Regions from separate parts of the Homo sapiens genome. Here region 1 is linked to region 2. A link is an interaction called in ENCODE POLR2A ChIA-PET data of the cell type or tissue named here. Cell type or tissue: PC-9. All regions are shown on one strand.

Region 1 (4,000 bases), 420 kb before region 2:
TCATTAGACATTCTACCCTCTGATTCTGAGTTTGACTACTCTATGTACCTGATATCAGTGGATTCCAGAGTGAATCAGAGTGTAGAATAGTAGTTTCCAGGAGCTGGGATCAGGGGAATTGGGTGTTGTTCCGTGGGTGTGCGGTTTCAGTTATGCAGGACGAGGAGGTTCTAGAGATCTCCTGTACAGATTCATGCCTATAGTTCATACAGATAAAGTGCTTCTTATGCAGAAAGGTTAAAACAAAGTGTTTTGGAATTCTAATTTTTTTTATTTTGGAATATTTGCAGTACATGTACTGGTTTAGCATCCCAAATCTGAAAAATTTAAAATCCACAATGCGCCAGTGAGCACTTCTTTTTAGCATCACATCAGTGGTCAGAAGTGTAAAGTTTTGGAGCATTTCAGATTGTGGATTTCTGGATTTGGGATGCTCCATATTTAATACTGTAATTATCCCATAAAAAGTTGTCAGGAGATTAGACCTCATGTTGTGTTCTGACTCTAGTAACAAAAAAAAAATTTGGAGGAAACATTAAAATGTTTTCATAAGTGGAAATTTTTACTGATGGTCTAAACATCTAAGATCAATTGCTGGTAGTAGTATTTCTCTTGAGACCAACATAAGGTTTAGGTGTGCCATGAATTCCAGCAGGATCACATTATGCTCAAAGAAAGATGCCAAAGGTGATTTGAAATTAGCAGCTCCTTAAGTAGAGAGAGTCCCGTTAAAAGGACAGAACTGGTCAGTGCATCAATTACATAAAAGGAGGAAGGATGCCAAATTAAAAGAAGTGATGTGTGTTATGTTAGTAAATATAGAAAGAACTTCCTGCTTCTAATTTCTGTGCAGTTAGGAAAAATGGGGAGGACCCCAAAACAGGTATGTGAAATGCTTTCTTCATTTTCTGTTAAGCTCAGGAAACACCACTAGAGTTTAAGTTTGTGTGAATTAGAAGGAGTCTAAGTGAGATGCCAATGGCTCATGTGTCTCCCCACACGAAGAACTCCAACTTATGAAAACGGCATCATCATGAGGAAACAGTTGTATGTGGCACAGGCAGTAAAACCATCAGATAGCACCCACCTGGCCACCTCCAACTAGTCCCCAAAACCACCAGTATTCCTCTTAAGTATGTGTTACAGCCTTTGTAGTTGTCCCACAGCTACAAAATTTTAAAAATGCTATTGTCAAAACAAAATATTAAATATGAAGTTGAATATGTTGATCCACTTTTTTTCCCTACTCTTTTTGGACTTTCCTGTTTCAGTTTTGGAAATTTCTATTGACACATCCTCAAGCTAGGGATTCCTTCCTCAGCTGTGTGCAGTCTACCAGTAAGCATCAAAAGAATTCTTCATTTCTCTTACAGCATTTTTATTTTTTCTGAGAGAGACTCTTGCTCTGCCAGGCTGGAGTGCAGTGGCATGATCTCAGCTCACTGCAAGCTCCACCTCCCGGGTTCACACCATTCTCCTGCCTCGACCTCCCAAGTAGCTGGTACTACAGGTGCCCACCACCATGCCCAGCTAATTTTTTGTATTTTTAGCACAGATGGGCTTTAACCATGTTAGCCAGGATGGTCTCCATCTCCTGACCTTGTGCCTGCCCCAGTCTCCCAAAGTGCTGCGATTATAGGCATCAGCCACTGTGCCCAGCCATCTCAAAGGGATTTTAATGAGTTGTTGACTTTTGAGTTTGTTCAGCTTTTTACTTAGTGTTAGAACCGAGTGACAAATTTCAAGCTTGTCATATGCCTGACACGAAGCCAGAAGTCTCTAGGAAGTGATCAGAGAATGTAAGCTCCATAGCACGTTGACGATGGAGTCATGAGTGAAACAGGTGAAATGAGCTCATGGGCTTTGGAGACTGCAGGCCTGTCCAGCCTCTGACACCCTGGTGAGTCAGTGCAGAGATTACAACAGTGACAGCAAACTAGCATGGCTGACTCCATCTGGCATCTAGTCTCAGGCTGGCTGTCCTCACTCATTCCTGCACATAGACAAGGCTAACCTTGGGAGAAATTTAGTTTATGGTTTAACTTTGAAGCAAGAATGATAATAGTTCCTCCATAAAACTAACACCCTTACTTTGCCCAGGGACTGCCTTTGTCAAACTAGTGAAAGACCATGAGATTTAGATTATAAGAGGGAACTGAATTCTGCTAAAATGTATGCACAGTTTCTATAATCCCTGACTGCTGCAATGTCATTTGGCAAGGGTTTACAAAATTTGTAACTAATTGCTCCTATAGATAACATCACTATTGTAGAACGTGAGATTGGTCTTTTGAGATGCTTCTCATTCTTTTGCATTCTGGCAACCAGCTGACCTCATCCATACCTATGACTAATGGCTCAGCCCGTCATGTGGTCCCTACCTAGAGGCAGATTCAAGCACAAACAGATCATTTCCCTCCGCCCGCATGATTCCATCACCAACAATCAGCAGTACTCATTTTTTAGTCCTGTGCCCCTGAAACTATCCTTGAAAATCTCTAAGCCCTGATCCACTGGGGAGGCTGATTTCAGTAATAATAAACCTCTGTCCTCCTGTTTGGCAGACTTGGAGTCATTAAAATCTTTCTTTACTAAAAATCACCATTTCAATAAATTTGTGTGTTTGTGTGTGTGTGTGCAGGAGGCCAGAAGAACTTGTCTGACAATGATAAGAGTGGTTGGAGGGACTTCCTATCCCTGTCCCATGGTCTTGTCCACAGGTCAGCCTCACAAAGGGGAAGAGCCCTTGATGGGAATACAGTGGAAGCTCATTCTCTTAGTGACCTGGGGACATTGGCTCGAGATGAAGCCTGGCAGGAGTGGCAACTCCAGGTGATTTCTGCACCTTTCCTATTTCCTGGGAGGTGGGCCAGGCCACAGTGTTAGCGGGAAGGGAATAGAACAGCCAGCCTAGTTAGAGGGAGTGTCTGGGGAAGGCCTAGGGGTGGGGGAAGAAGCTGTGCAGGACAGGGCTTGCCAGTCAGAATGAAGTGGGAGGAAGATGAGGGACACAGAGAAGCAGAGAGAGGCAGAGACACCATGGCAGTGAGCAGTGAGGGAGACACTGACTTCAGAGCCCCCAGGAACCAGCTGCCCCCAGTTCCACAGTCCAGGACCAAGGAGCCCCGAGAACCCTCTGGTGGCCAAAGAGCTTCAGAGTTACATGAGGTGGGGTGGCTTTAGGGGCAAGAGGTAGTGGGGGGATGAAACATGGGTGTCAGCCTCTGAAGGACAAGGGACAGGTGTGGCTAGAACCTCCTAGGATTCTGCATTCAAGATCCAGTCTCTAAAGAGGTTTTGGATCATTCATTTCTTCATTCCATTCCTTCATTTGTTATGTGAGAGCTCCTGAGTGTGTGTCTCTCGCTGGGCCTGTGCTGGTGTAGGGAGTGAGTGGGGAAAGAAAACAAGGTCCTCTCCTTGATCCTCTCATGACAGTGACATGGACACTTTGGGAAACACAGAGTTTCAGGTTCAGTGATGGGGGTTAAGATCTGAGGGGGAGGCCTGGACATTTTTTTTGCACTGACTTTGATGGTTGAAGCAGGTGATTTAGTTCTGGAGTATAGACTAATCAGCTGACCATTTGCTCTCACTCCTCTGAGGTTTGGATGCCTAAGAAGAGAGGATTTGAGCCAATAAATGACTATGGGGTGCTTGGAACCCAGTAAGCCCTCACTTCTGGTGGAGGAGAGGATGGGCCTGTGGCTGCAGACAGACCTCATGTGACCCTGATCTCCCCTTTGCGTTTGTGTGACTCTGATTCAGTGACTGTGCCTTCCTGTGCCTCAGTTTTCTCTCAATCAGATAAGTTAAATGGCAAATGGACTGTGGCTTTTCATGCTATCTGTGAATAAATGTTAAATTATTCACAGTCACCTGACCTAATGCTTGGCACAGTGGAGGTGTTCACACAAGCAGCATTTATTATTAATTTGCTTCCATGAGAAAGCACCTTTACGTCAGATCCCTGTGGACAAGCTGCTACCAGGTACATCTT
Region 2 (4,000 bases):
TAGGCTACCCAAGAGGGAAGGGCCCCCGTCCTATGATCACGTGACTTGCTTCACCTTGTCAATCACTTAGAAGATTCACCCTCCTTACCCTGCCCCCTTGTCTTCTACGCAATAAATATCAGCGAGCCCAGCCTTTTGGGGCCGCTGCCGGTGTCCACGTCTTGATGGTAGTGGTCCCCTGGGCCCAGCTGTTTTCTCTTTATCTCTTTGTCTTGTGTCTTTATTTATTACAATCTCTCGTCTCCGCACATGGGGAGAACACCCGCTAAGCCCCGTAGGGCTGGCCCCTACAAGGCAGCCTTCAGAAAGGCCAATGGGGCTGAGGAACTGAAGCCTTCTACCAACAGCAGGCACAGCCTGCCAGTCATGTGAAGGAGCCATCTTAGAAGCAGATCCTCCAGCTCCAATTGAGCTTCCAGATGACTACAGCAGCCCCGGTCCACGTCAATCGATAAATCAATAAATGCTTATTAGGGCTGGGCATGGTGACCCATGCCTGTACTCCCAGCACTTTGGGAGGCAGAAGCAGCAGGATTGCTTGAACCCAGGATTTCAAGACCAACCTGGGCAGCATAGTGAGACCCCCAACTCTAGAAAAAAATTTTAAAATTAGCCAGGCATGGTGGCTCATGCCTGTAATCCCAGCACTTTGGGAGGCCAAGGCAGGAGTATTGCTTGAGCCTAGGAGTTCAAGACCAGTCTGGGTAACACGGCGAGACCCCATTTCTATTTTTTTAATAAATAAAATAAAAATAATTTTAAAAATTAGCTGGGCATGGTGGTGCATGCCTATAGTCTCAGCTACTTAGGAGGCTGAGGCAGGAGGATCACTTGAGCCCAGCAGGTCAAGGCTGCAGTGAGCCATGATGGTACCAGTGCACTCCAGCCTGGGCGATTAACCAACATTCCAAATGCATCCTCAGGAACAATAAATCTCTCAAATATTGCCTCTACAGGGGAAAAAACCCAAAGGTCCTTAATGATGACTCAGAGGGAAGGTTGAAAGATGCTTATCGGAGAGTTTGAGTTATATATCCATCTGTCTATCTATGTATTGGGGTTCACCAACTGTAAAAGCATCGTTGCTATTACAGATATAAGGCACTCCAAGCCCAAGAGCCCTGAGGGTAGGGAGGTTACTCCAGAAGATCAGGAACCAGGAAACGCCCACACCCACAGTAACGGTAAGAATGACAGCTGCAGACCAGACCAGCCCTCTACTGTGATGCTGGAGAGATGAGACCCAGCTGGGATCCCTGGCTCAGGCCCTCATGCCAAGACAGCTGTCTCTAATCTGCCGGTGACAGCCCAGCCAGCCCATTCTACTCAGGGAAATCATCTGGAATCATCTGGGTCTGGTTATTTTTCACAAGCAGCCAAAATCCTGGGAAACTGGTTTGTACAAACCACTAAATTTCCCTGGCTTATAAAATGGCAATAATCACAGTCTGGCTTCATAGAGCTGTCATGACAATTAAGTGGCTTCTGCAAATCACGTACATGGAACCAGGATGGAATCCAGGTCTATGAGGCGCACACGAGAAAAGATTTTGAAATGAGCTCCAAAGGTCTTGAGATGCATGAAACCCTCATTATCTGCACCTTTATTTACAAATCAATGCTTAACGGAGCTAAAGGCAAATCTTCATTTTAAGATTAAGAAAGATTAAGATTAATTAAGAAAACATAGACATATAATGAAAAGATACATACATATATTTAAAAAAACAAAAACAAAAACTGATAATGCAGTGACTAAGAGCAAATAATGCAATGACTAAGAGCAAATAACATCAAATCATTCACTTCTCATCAACCAGCAAATGTGAATGCCTTCAAAGCTTCCTGCCAACTTCCTCTAGACAACCACACCCAAATGGCAAATGCAGACACAACAGCTTCTTTGCTTGACTACTCTCTCCTACTTCATTTCCGTTCTCCCCACCCCCTACCCCGCCCCCCCCCCCCCCGCCGCCTCCACCCCGGCCCCCGCCGCCAAAACCCTGTGCATCCTGAACCTGGGAGCGTCCTTTAAAGAAGCCATACAAGGGAGCTCCCTGAGGTCCTCCCCTAAACGGCCTCTGACTCTCCTACCTGGAAGCAGAGCCCAAGAACTTTGAGCTGATGAGAGGACTCTGGGCTTGGCCGTGTATGGGAAAGCAGCCTGTTGCATGTCAAGAGTGACGCCATCTTGAAGCAAAACCGCCGTGATTGGTTTTGCAGACCAACCTGTTGCAGACCAACCTGGAATAGCTGACAGCTGAGTTCCAGACATATGAGAAGGTACAGATGACCCAGAAGAACCATCCAGCCAAGCCTAGCTAAATGCCCTACCCACAAACTCAGAAGCTAAAAAAACATGCTACTGAGCTTTGGGGTGGTTTGTTACACAGCATTATTGTAACTAACCAATACAAGAAACCTGCAGCTGCTCAGCCAAATCCTGAAGCTAGCCTGCTTGGATTTGAAACCCATCTCCATTACCTGTCAGCTGAGTGACTTAACTTCCCTGAGCCTTAGATCTCTCATCTATAAAATGGGATAAGAGCAGGTCTAACCCAACAAGATGGTTCCATCATTCAGGAAACAACAGTTTATGGGGTTCCTCTTGCTCTGTGTGAGAAAGAGACAACAATGACCAAGACAGACTAGGCATGATGGCTCACGCCTGTAACCCCAGCACTTTGGGAGGCCAAGGTGGGAGGATTGATTGAGCCCAGGAATTGAAAGCCAGCCTGGGTAACATAGCAAGACCCCATCTCTAAAAAAAAAAAAAAAAAAAAAAATTAAGAACCTGGGAGGCCGAGGTTGCGGTGAGCCGAGATCGCGCCAATGCACTCCAGCCTGGAGGCGAGAGCGAAACTCCATCTCAAAAAGAAGAAAAAAAAAATTAAAAATTAGCCAGGGGTGGTAGCTCATGCCCATAGTTCCAGCACTTTGGGAGGTCAAGGTGAGAGGATCACCTAAGCCCAGGAGATTGAGGCTGAAGTGAGCTATGATCACACCACTACATTCCAGCCTGGGCAACAGAGCAATACCCTGTCTGTAAAAAACCAAAACAGTGACCAAGAGAAAGTTCCATATGCATAAAAAGCAAACAGATCTACGATATGAAGTCAGGTAGAGAGAAGTAAGTGCTCTGAAGAGAAGCACAACTGACTAAAGGACGGAGGCTGTGATGGGGAGAGGAGATACTGCTTTCGATAAGGTAGTCAGGGACGCCCACCAAAAGGAGATGACATCCCAGCCACGTGTGAATGAAGAGACCATGAGGGAGGTTTTCCCAGCAGAGGGAATGGTGGTGCCAAGGTGTAGAAGCGGGCATGAGATTGGTGTGTGTGAGCAATGGAAAGAAGGCTGGCAAGAAGAGGCAAGTGGCAGAATGGCAGGAGGCGGCATCTAAGAGGCAGGCACAGATCAGAGTATGGGGATAATGGATTTAGGAAGTTTTTTGTTTGTTTATGTTTTTGTTTAGAGACAGAGTCTTGCTCTGTCACCCAGGTTGGAGTGCAGTGGCGCGATCTTGGCTCACTGCAACCTCCATCTCCTGGGTTCAAGTGATTCTCCTGCCTCAGCCTCCAGAGTAGCTGGGATTACAGGCATGCACCACCATGCCCGGCTAATTTTTTGTATTTTTAGTAGAGACAGGGTTTTGCCATATTGCCCAGGCTGGTCTCGAACTCCTGAACGCAAGTACTCCACCCACCTCAGCCTCCCAAAGTGCTGAGATTACAGGCGTGAGCCACCGTGTCCAGCCATTTTTTTTTTTAAGGCAGGGTCTTGCTCTATCGCCCAGGCTGGAGTATAGTGGCACAATCATGGCTCACTGCAGCCTCAACCTCCTGGGCTCAAGCTATTCTCCTGTCTTAGCCTCCCACGTAGCTGAGACTACAGGCACAGGCCACTCCTAGCTTGGAGTGTGGATTTTATTGTGATTAAATTAGTTGTCAACCTAGATAACAAACAGCGAGAGGCTCTCTAAAAGAAACAAAAATTGGTT

What was found. ChIA-PET counts read pairs that join two places held together with the same protein. Peaks named below come from ENCODE experiments on the same cell type or tissue, not always from the same donor. Only the 100,000 strongest peaks of a DNase experiment are listed, where the experiment ranks them.
Region 1: POLR2A ChIA-PET joins it to region 2 with 7 read pairs; 2 of 35 experiments call an interaction of 5 or more read pairs at or near these places.

Annotation. Positions count from the first base shown.
Region 1 is chr19:43,019,985-43,023,984 of GRCh38, forward strand. All of the region lies in intron 2 of PSG11 (pregnancy specific beta-1-glycoprotein 11), which reads right to left. Among named protein-coding and RNA genes, the nearest start is that of PSG11, 4.5 kb to the right of the region's middle. In PC-9, no CTCF peak of the experiment used is centred here; DNase peaks (open chromatin) are centred at 1,837 and 2,337; H3K27ac peaks cover 946 bases.
Region 2 is chr19:43,437,468-43,441,467 of GRCh38, forward strand. No RefSeq gene overlaps it. Among named protein-coding and RNA genes, the nearest start is that of TEX101, 25 kb to the left of the region's middle. In PC-9, no CTCF peak of the experiment used is centred here; DNase peaks (open chromatin) are centred at 1,074, 1,234 and 1,834; H3K4me3 peaks cover 471 bases; H3K27ac peaks cover 2,372 bases.